2 separate regions of the Homo sapiens genome follow, and region 2 is linked to region 1. A link is a loop called in an ENCODE intact Hi-C map of the cell type or tissue named here. Cell type or tissue: Calu3. All regions are shown on one strand. Links, peaks and the distances in the headings refer to the core of each region. The heading gives the core; the rest is flanking DNA.

Evidence for each region. A loop is a pair of places that touch in the nucleus more often than their neighbours do. Peaks named below come from ENCODE experiments on the same cell type or tissue, not always from the same donor. Only the 100,000 strongest peaks of a DNase experiment are listed, where the experiment ranks them.
Region 2: it touches region 1 in a loop (11-fold over the local background); 4 of 110 quality-filtered maps call a loop at or near these places.

Annotation. Positions count from the first base shown.
Region 1 is chr3:139,560,285-139,565,667 of GRCh38, reverse strand. It overlaps NMNAT3 (nicotinamide nucleotide adenylyltransferase 3), which reads left to right. Exons shown (of 7, transcript NM_001401600.1): 7 at 4,276-5,383. The coding sequence ends at 4,658. The region is part of intron 3 of COPB2-DT (COPB2 divergent transcript); the gene reads right to left. Among named protein-coding and RNA genes, the nearest start is that of RBP1, 23 kb to the right of the region's middle. In Calu3, for the core only: a CTCF peak has its summit at 3,359; DNase peaks (open chromatin) are centred at 1,197 and 3,387.
Region 2 is chr3:139,351,714-139,357,096 of GRCh38, reverse strand. MRPS22 (mitochondrial ribosomal protein S22) reads right to left here. Exons shown (of 8, transcript NM_020191.4): 6 at 4,305-4,450; 7 at 1,307-1,415; 8 at 1-178. The coding sequence ends at 83. Among named protein-coding and RNA genes, the nearest start is that of MRPS22, 10 kb to the right of the region's middle. In Calu3, for the core only: CTCF peaks have their summits at 2,752 and 2,959 (motif pointing left); a DNase peak (open chromatin) is centred at 2,956.

The sequences.
Region 1 (5,383 bases), core at 318-5,317:
GATGAAACTGGAAACCATCATTCTCAGCAAACTATCACAAGGACAAAAAACCAAACACCGCATGTTCTCACTCGTAGGTGGGAATTGAACAATGAGAACACATGGACACAGGAAGGGGAACATCACACAGTAGGGACTGTTGTGGGGTGGGGGAAGGGGGGAGGGATAGCATTAGGAGATATACCTAATGCTAAATGACGAGTTAATGGGTGCAGCACACCAACATGGCATATGTATACGTATGTAACAAACCTGCACGTTGTGCACATGTACCCTAAAACTTAAAGTACAATAATAATAAAATTTTTAAAAAAAGAAAACTATGTTTTTCAGTTTACCAAAATATATCAGGGACTTTAAAAATCTTTGCACTCTTTGCTTGATAAATTCCCATTCTAGGAATCTGGCTAAGGAAATAATTAGAGATTGGGACAAAGATTTATGCAGAAAGATGTTTATCACAACAGTTTTTACAATGGCAGGAAGTAAAAGCAATATCAATGTTTAAATATAAAGGAAAGTATACCTAAATTATACTGTATACATAGCATAAAGAAACTACATAAAAGGTTTTGATGATGTGGAGAAACACTTATGAAGGAAGTGGAAAAAAATCAGGATACAATACTGCATATAATCTTAAGTATATAAAAATATGACTATACTTCCCATCTGTTAGCATGTCTAAATAGAAAAGACTAAGGAAATACACTAAAAACTGATGGTGTTTTGTAGAAAGCAGAATTAATATTGTTGTTGTTATTTCTGCTTTAAATACTTACATATTTTCCATACATTCCATAATGAACACAGTTTGATGTTTGTAATTGGGGTAAAATGTAGAGCAATTAAAAACAGGAAGGTGGAATTTTTCTCAGCATAAGTTTGGCTTTTGATGAGATGGCATGTGTGTTACTAGTGACATATTTCTAAAGGACCATTTTGTGTGCTGCGTATTTTATTGGTGTGCTGTTATACTCTGGGGTTGCAAATTACGTGATGAGCTCGGCAATTTCTGGCTGCCAGAGCCTTGCTTTGCCCATCACTTCTATGATTTGCAGGCCTCCTTGGGCTCACCCAGAGTCATATGGATTGCTACATTCTGGGCTGCTTGGGTGTGACACTTTGGGATGGATGATGCCTTCAGTTCTTTAACAGCTGACTCTGTCTGTCTTTTGTGAAGGTGGCGCCCACCCATGGCTGATGGAACCAAGCACAGCTCAGCCACATTCAGAGGATTCCCTCTCCCAACAGAGCAGGCCCTTTATCTGTTTCCGTTTTATACTGAATGTTCCAAGGTGGCCTTGTATGGTAAATTTAGGTGCTGCCTGTCAGATGCTTCATCTCTCATGTCCTGTTTAGACCCAGAAGTCCCACATTTCTGAGTGTGTCTGTGAGGTACCATGACAGACATCACTGTTGGTGGCAGTGTTCACATGCTGCGCCAGACAGGAAATTTACATTGCATTCTCTCCATCACTCAATTCCCATAACTTCCAAAGAAAGCTTTACTATCCCCATTTTATGGCTGAAGAAACAGGCCCATAGGCTAAGTAATTTTCCTGAGGGTACCAGCAGATTTAAAGTTGAACCCAGAGCTGACTGACCTCAAGATTGGTGTTCTTTGATCTCACAGACTTAGGACAACCAAACTTTCAAAGATCCTAGTGGCACTTCCCTCACAGTCTATGTAAATTTCAGTTTTATCTACCTTTCAAAGCCCTTAGCTACTCAAAGGTAGAGCACACTGCCCCCAGAATGCCTATGGACATCCCATTTGTTTATGTATCTGTATCACTGTTAGGAGAAATCGTATTGATTTCTTTATACTACACCCTGGAGTTACATACTTAGGACTTGGATAGAGTCACTCGGTCTAAAAATTTTGTAACAGTGTTGTAAATGGATTTGGAAGAGATGTGTGAATGCGTTTGTGAGCCCTGAAGACAGGACTGCCAGGAATTAGAAGTCTGAGGCCCATGTTGCCCGAGAAGTGATCTATCACATGGTATTGTCGTCATGAAATAACAGGCACCACCAGCCTCACAGACATGCCTTTGATTTGGGGGGCAGGGGAGGTGTGGGCCCTTGTTCCTTCTAGGCAAGGCTCAAAGTGAATAGTATTCCTTGCTGTCATTGTTAATGAATCAAACGGTACCCAATGTTGAAACTGACATGCAGAAATTGTCCCCACAAAAAAATCTATTGGAAAAAGGAGGTGGTATCTTCTCTGTTCTCTGACCTGTAGGAAGAGAGGGGGTGTGTCCCAGGTCCCAGCAAATCCTGGAATGAAATGCACATCATAGTACCTCCCCCATAGGAAGACCACATAAAACTACCTAATTGTTTGAAAGACCAAACACTGTTCTCCTTTATACTACACTGGTTGGATAGATAAGAAATTGGAGTAAAACTTCACAGATGCAGAACCGTTCAAATATACATATGTGTTGTGAGCAATGGGACCAGCCCAAATTAGTGAAAAGTGTGAGTTACTGAATAATTGTTAAATGCTGTTTTATTGGTTTAAAAAGGCCAGACACTGGGAGACAATTCATAAATGTTGAGTGGGTGTTTCTATGAATAGAGTGGTAGATAAATGAGTAAATGGATAAGTGAATGAATGAATAAATGAAGGGTAATATCCTCATTTTAAAGTTGAGATCACATGAGGTATTGAACGTCAGAACCAGAATTTGGGTGTAAGGTGTCTGGCTCTAGAGTCTTAGTTTGTAACCACTAAGAGTTCATACATGCATGAATGAAGGAATGTTTGAATATCGTTTACTAGACCAGTATTATGCCGCTAGAGCATTTGAAAAGTGTGTTTCTGTGATTGCATATGTTGCTTTAAATGAGTCTAGAGCTCATCATCTCATGGATGGGGAAACTGATACCCAGAGAAAGGTCTTGGCTCTGGCCGCACAGCAGCCTGTGCCCAGTTGAGGCCAGGACTCAGACTTCTCCATGACACCTCCAGTCTCTCACTTTCCATTCCACAGTTGCTCCAGTGCTTTTGTGTGAACTCATCTCTCTGGTCCACATTTGGATTCCTTTAAAGGTTCCACCTTAGAGGATCCTAAACTGACCATTTACACAAGTTTTTCTCCAGTATGGTAGCCCTGGAGCCTCTCTTTACTCAGACTTTGTGGTGACTGACAGGGGCCAGTACTCTGGGACCCCAGTCTTTGCCATTTACTGAAGCTGGGATCAGCTTCTGGAAGAATCAGAGACCCTGCAGCTTGTTTCTAGCATAGACTTGGATTTCCTTTGCTGATTAGCTCACCAAGAGGGACACGGATAGTGCCAGGAAAATCAGTCTGGAACTCTAGGAAGGGCTTCTCCAGTATAATGCAGGTACAGATTTCCACCAGCAGGCAGCAGCAGAACCCAGCAGTTACAAATGCCACACCTGGAGGATGGCTGCCTGGGTTTGACACCTGACTTATCTGCCTAACTGAGTGACCTCAGGCAAGTCACTTATCTCTCTCTGCCTCAGTTGCCCCCTCCATAAAATGGGCACAATACTCACCTCATAAATTGTTCTGGGGTGCATATGGTATTATACACATAAAGAGCTTAGTAGTAGTGCCCACAGTAATCTCCCAATAAATGTTATGTATTATTTCATTATCACAATTAGCATTCTGTTAGAACACATTCCAAAGGATTATCCACATTAAGCATTGTTCTAGAGCTTTGTTTTATTGGAAACTGCAATGAAAAGGCCACCAGCTGGAGTCTTAGAGACCTTTTGTTTATCCAAAGAGCCTTTATAATTAATCTTTATAGTGAGATTGTTATATAAAAGTGCCAGGTACTAGTTCCTAGTAACACAAGGGCTGAAATGGATTTCAAATAAGGCAGTGACTTGTCCAAGGCCCATGGCTTGTTGGTCTCAGAGCTTTCAGAACCTTACCTTCTATCAGAAGACACAGTACTGGGTACAGCACAGCCACCTTTAGAGCACTCTGCCTTGGTCCAAAGCAACCACAGACAGACTTCTGTTAGAACACTGAAAAGAAAAAAAATCGTATTCCTTGGCACTTTTCCAATATTAAACAAAAGGTGTATTGATTAAATCATTACTTACAACTGTATTCCCTGAAATGGCTGCAGATTCATTTACATGCTTTTTCTTTTCAAGTCATGAACATGGAGACACTGAGTTCTCGATACATCCAAGAAAAGCATTTTGTGAGACTTTCCAATGATGTTGTCTTTCCTGGCAGTGACCTCTCTCTAACTTTACTGGGTCCATCCTTGTTTTTGCAGCTGTGCCTGAGCTGAAGCTTCTCTGTGGGGCAGACGTCTTGAAGACCTTCCAGACCCCCAACCTCTGGAAGGATGCGCACATCCAGGAAATAGTGGAGAAGTTTGGCTTGGTGTGCGTGGGCCGAGTAGGTCACGACCCAAAAGGTTACATCGCAGAATCTCCCATCCTACGGATGCACCAGCACAACATTCACCTGGCCAAGGAGCCTGTGCAGAATGAGATCAGTGCCACATACATCAGGCGAGCCTTGGGCCAAGGGCAGAGCGTAAAGTACCTGATTCCCGATGCTGTCATCACGTACATCAAGGACCATGGCCTCTACACCAAGGGCAGTACCTGGAAAGGCAAAAGCACCCAGAGCACTGAGGGCAAGACAAGCTAGGGAGGGGGGACTCAGCACCCACACCTCCTCCAACAAGCTCCTGCTGGGGAGAGGGCTGTTAAGGTTTCTGTTTTACTTTGGTTTTTGCTTCTCCATTTTTCATTTGCTTTATTTCTACAGTGATTCTACTTCTGAGGAGTCTTCTGTCCCAGGAAGAGATACCTTCTTTACAGGAGAGGAAAGGTCTAAATCACAAGGATAGACATTTATCAAAGAAGTTAAAATGGTGTGGCAGGTCATTAGGATTAGGCAGAATCTCTCAGAGCTGCTGGACAAGGAGGTCTACTTATTTTGTGTGGATGGTAATTATGGCATGCACGCTGAATGCAGTTCTGAGCATGGCAGCGGCCCCTGAGGGTCAGATCAGAATTGCCCACAATGTGTTTTTTAACTAGGACCAGGTGCAGCATGCTAGTCTTGATTGGAAAGATTTGACAGGATGCTAATTACTGAACAGTGGGTTTTGTCAACGCCCTGGTTTCAGAATATGAACTGAGGAGTCAAACAGTTGGAAACAGCACATTGCTGATTTACACTGGATCTTGCCTTAGAAACCATTGTCTGCCTGCCTAACCAGCTTTTCATAAAATTTAAACAAAACTCTTTCTACGTAGTGATCCTCAAGCAATATTTTTGATACAGCAAGTGTCAAACTTGCTATAGCATAAAAGCCGGGGCTCCTGATTTCCAGGTTTCTAAAAAGGAACTGAGGTAAAACAGATGCC
Region 2 (5,383 bases), core at 188-5,187, 210 kb after region 1:
GGCCATTTTTTAACATTTAGCTCAATATTAACAGAGAAATGTAGTCAGTATTTAGTAAAATAAATGTATTTTTAAAATATTTTTAGGAAGCTGCAGAATGGCGACTGAGTGCTTCTTGATAAGTCTGCAGTGTTAGTTCTATATAGGCTCCCTTCTGTGCTTCTGTTTTTGCAAAGACCTGTTTAAATTAAAAAGAAAATTTTAAAACAATAGGACATATGCTATTTATAAAGTTTTTCAGTTTTAAGACATCATTAGCATTTCTGTAGTAGCAAAGAGTCCTACTTAAAAAGGGCTTTCAGATTTCACAATTTTTCCCCCGATTATACAATAATTAATAAACACACATGGACAGAAAAACAATACCCAACACATTTCAAGCAATACTAATTCTAAACACCAGAAGTATCCAATTAAGACCCTGACATTGTATTAATATTAATACTTCCTTCGAGATCAAAACAAAAACCATTAGGTTAGAGAGAAATCTGGAGGCTAAGAGTTACCAAACTAACTTTTGACTTTAAAGAATATTTTCTCCAAAAACATTGCGCTTTATCAGGTTCATAAAGAAAATCAGTACTGTAGTTTCTCTCTACTCTTCCTAGGATGTCATCACAGGTCATTGTTTCCTTAGCTTTGCAGCATGCAAACAGTATTACTAGGATAGAAGCCAGTTCCACAAAACCATGTATATTCTGAGCATTAGAAGAGATGAAATTAATTATACAATCTCCTCCCCTTCCCTTCCTGAAAATATCATCTCAACTCTCAGCACTTACAGATAAATGTACATAAGCCCATGGTTTTGAGAGGTATGCAGCTCCAAAATGACAATACAGCTAAGGCTTGATGATATACAAGCATCACACTCTCCACTTCTTGACACATGCCCATTTCCCCCGATGTGATGTGACCACACAAAGACAGGAAGCTGCTCTGGGGGACATGTGCTACTTAGTCCTCTACCCTGTCCTGTTGGTGGCTTGAACACCTCAGATGCAGCTCAGCCCTTCCAGTGCTCCAAAGAACAAAGGGGCTGCTCCCTGCACTGTCAGAACTTCTCTGGACTCCAGCTGCTAGCACCACATCACTCAACCTACTTTACTGCACTTTACCCCCCTCCCCTGTCTGTTTCTATTGTCCAGGCTGAAGAAATATGGGGACAAATCATACTGATGTTTTCAAGACCACAGATGTCCCATATTCACAAATCTGTTTAGTTACCATTAATTATGACCCAATTCTGAATTTTTCCCAGCTCAATTACCACCACAAAACAACCAATATGAAAAAAAAACTTTACCTTGATTAAATTTATTCCCTCAGCAGCCTGATCCTTGGCCCCTTGAGCCGACTGGCCATCTGGATGGAGCACGTGATACAGCTGGACCAAGTTGGTTGCATCATCGATTCTGAGAATGAAAGGGTTTAATGTTATCTAGGGGTTTTCTTCATTTGATTCACAGTCCTATAAAAGTGTGTGCCAACTTCAAACTAAATTACATTTCAGACTTTCCTCAGGCTGGAGGGATTGGGGAAGGACCTTCAGTTTTACAGTTTCAAAAGCATTTTCAGGAAAATTGACTAATTTAGGCCTCACACCAACTCCGTGAGGCAGCTAGGGCAGGAGTCACTGCAGGAAGTGTCCAATTTATGAAAGTGAATATATTCCAAATGTGGCTATATTCTTTTTGGAAAAAGAGCACCATTTCTCACAGAAACAGCATTCCTAATGGTAGACAATTTCCAGGCCAGCTTACTTCACCAGCATGTAATAGTCTAATCCAACTCAGAGGACAGAAACACAGCTTCATCCCACATAAGCAGGAGGGTGGTGGTCACAGGGATCTCAAAGTCACTTGCCTCTAAGTGACATTTGCTAACAGACAAATGCCTCTACAAGAGGCCCCCTAAGATTCCAAGGAAAGGATTCACAGGAACGCATTAGTAAAATAGCATCCTAGTGAAGCAAATTTGAAATTATACACACACATCAGACAAAAAGGAAAATCGGGTTCTACATCAGCAATCTGTCTTAACTTCAGCATCACACAACTACCTATGAAGAAGACAGAACAAGAATTCAGTTCTTCTGGTCTGTACTTCTCAGAAATGTATAAACAATTTTTATCAACATTAAAACTGTCCTAGCAAAACCAAACAATCACTATCTTTTCACACAGCTGACACTTTCCCACCATTTGCCATCTCATCGCTGGAGGGCACAGAAAAACGACACTCAAAATGCTTGTGCTTTTGAGGCTCTGCTATATACACTAAGTGAACTACTGGCTTCCAGTTGGGAATGGAGGGCTGAGGACACCCTAATTCAGTGCTTCCGCAGCTAGCACTCTTCAGCCTTCCCTGCGTTCCCCTTACCTGAGCTGGGGGATGAAGAGCAGGGTGACAGTGGGAGTAAGTACAGAATTCCTCAAGCCTTGGTAGCCTTAGAGAAATGCTCTGGGCTTATACTGAGGCTCATCTACCCTAAAGGCCATCTCTCAGGAAAACAGAGCTGTTGTATCATAAAGCTTTTCAGGGGGAAAAAAATAAAAAATGTTCATCACAAATCTATTGTGCTTGTTATAATCTAACAAAGTCCACTAAATGTAGTAACGAAATGTCTCCCCAATAAAAAATTAAGATTCCCTTTGGAGCTTAGGCATGTGGCCTTATAAAGAGCTTAACTGGACTGCTACCTGTTGGTATGTTCAGGGCTTCATTAGGTTCATGCTTAAGTATAATGCCTGTGCCTCACAGAACAATTTAAATTTAGCTTAACACCCCACCCATACTTAAAGAGCAAATAAATTATATTTCGAAAAGATTTTAAAATAATCTCAATATAAAAACCAACAGTGGGAACTGAGTCTGGAATAAATGTGTGCAGAATCCTAATTCTTTTCTGAGCTCCACTCAGTGAGGATATGCACCCTCTACTGTCCAGCCTGTGGTTTGCAGTAAGCTCACTCTTCTGTTCAGAATGACCACAGGAGGGCCTTTACCTAGGAATAGCAGGAAAAGCTAAGTAAGTACTCAAACTTCCCTCCCAGTAAGCATGAATTGCTTCAGATGTAAAGCTTACATGTGATGAGTAATACTATAATATCATACATTAATATATCCTAATAAACTTTAATTTTCAAACATTTCTGCGTTGCTCTAATTTTTTGTAAGAACATACTGTTTTAATAATAAAGCAATTTCAGAATGATTAAACTCAAGAAACTTTATAAGTGGAAAATTCATTCACAGGAGATAACGTACATAAAGACAAGTCACTTGAGCATCCCCATCAACACCAGCCCCCAATTATGGGGTATGAAGGTATATTTCTGCCCTCTGATTTTTATTACACTACATATGCTGGTGAAATGGGCTAGCCTGGAAATCATCATCATTAGGAATATTGTTTCTATGAGAAATGATGCCCTTTTTCCAAGTATGGGCTGATTTTATTCTGAAAATAAGTTCTGTGGAACTTTCAGTTCCACATGCCTTACCTTTGTGTATATGGTTTGTATTACATGTTAGGATACTCTGCGAGTCAAAAACTAACAGTCTGAAGGTGGCAATAATCTCAAAACTGTCTTGTAGTTCAGACTTGAGTCCAGCAAGGGCTTTTTGTGGAAAGTTGACTTTCTTACTACAGCCATGCTGCTTCCTTGTCATTTTGGCCTTCCTAAATCAACTGATAGAAAGATGCTCAAAAACTATTTTCTCTTCAGTTTTACCACAAGTTGTATTATTATTTCCAGCTAGAAGCCTGGGAGCACACCAGCTTGATGCTAAAATACAACAGGTATTTTTTGTTTCATGCTACTCTGAAAAGAAGCTAACTTTTTCATGCCTTAAAAATCTTGCAAAAGCAAGGGATATCAAAAGTATTTTCATAAGTTAAAGGATGGTGTTTACTGAAAAGCCCTAGAAATAGTTCTACCAGAAAACAACCACAGAGCTTATTTCTACTTCTTTACATTTCCTATTTAATCCCCCTTTCGGTATCTGGAAAGTTCAGCAACCCAGGAGCATTGGTGAGCTCAGGATAAGTTAATATTGAGGGTTTACAGTACAGATCCAAAGCCACTTACTCTTTCAAGAGAAAGTAAGTGGCTTACTTACACTTTATATAAAAGCAAAAACTAGGAGAGCTAGGTTATACTAAAAGAACAAATCCATAAACTGAGGTAAGCAAGCACTAGACAGTACACTGTTATCACTGGAAAAATACCATAGCCTAAATACAGATGAACTGTTAGAGCAATAAGAATGATTCTTTCACTTACTAAGATCATACTTACAAATCTCTCTGAATCTGGTCAATCAGCAAACCATCAATCTTTTTATTATTTACAAAATACCACACCATTCCACCAAAGTATCTTGTTGAACGTAAAAGGTCATATTTTCCACGTTTATCTATATCTTCATAGGTCTTGTGATGAACCTATCCACATAAAATGCAACTCTTCAGAAACATGAAAATAAGAAGTATGCAGCATTATTCAACGTACACTGATTAGCATGAGTGCTGCCCAAGCAAGTAAAACCAGGTCTACTTACAGTTGCCTCCATATCATTAACCAATTGGTATGATTTAAACCATTCCTAGTACAACCCACCTTAGGTGGGAAGGAGGATTCTATTAAGAAAGAATTTTGGCCAGGCACAGTGGCTCATGCCTATAATCCCAACACTTTGGGAAGCTGAGGTGGGAGGACTGCTTGAGCAGTCCTCATCTCTAGGAAAATTTTTTAAAAAATTAGCTGGGCATGGCAGGCCACAGAATAAGACCCTGTCTTTAAAAAAATTAAAAGAGAAGAATTTGTCTAAATGACAGCAAGTCTGTGCCTTCTCCACTGTAGAAGTATGTGGCAGCCTGAAGCAAAATACCAAACATTTATAGCCATATTAAGTACTTTTTGGCAGGCCAACTACAATTTATTAAGCACCGATTATGCATATAGAGACCACTGGAAATAATGTAGCACCCACTTCTTGGTCACTATGGCAGAAAAGAAATCAAGTATTTTTTCACTACTCTCCCTTTCCCCTATCCCTCCCCCCATCAACTACCCTATTCTACCAGCTAGCCCATTCCATCTTATTAACTAAAGGTCCTTCAGTCCTCCTTCCAGATTGATCTTCCTAAATGAAGGTTCTGATGGGGGCATTCCTCTGTTCAAAAGGCTTTCAAAGGTCTGCTGACTGAATTCCAGATTCCTCAGCCTAGCATCTGAGGTCACCTATGATGTGGCTACATCCACCTTCCTAACTTAATCTTTAATCACTCCCCTACATATACATGGCATATATAAGCAAACCAGATCACTGGCCGTTTCTCAAGCCTCCTTTTTTCCTGCCTGTTGCTTATACTGTT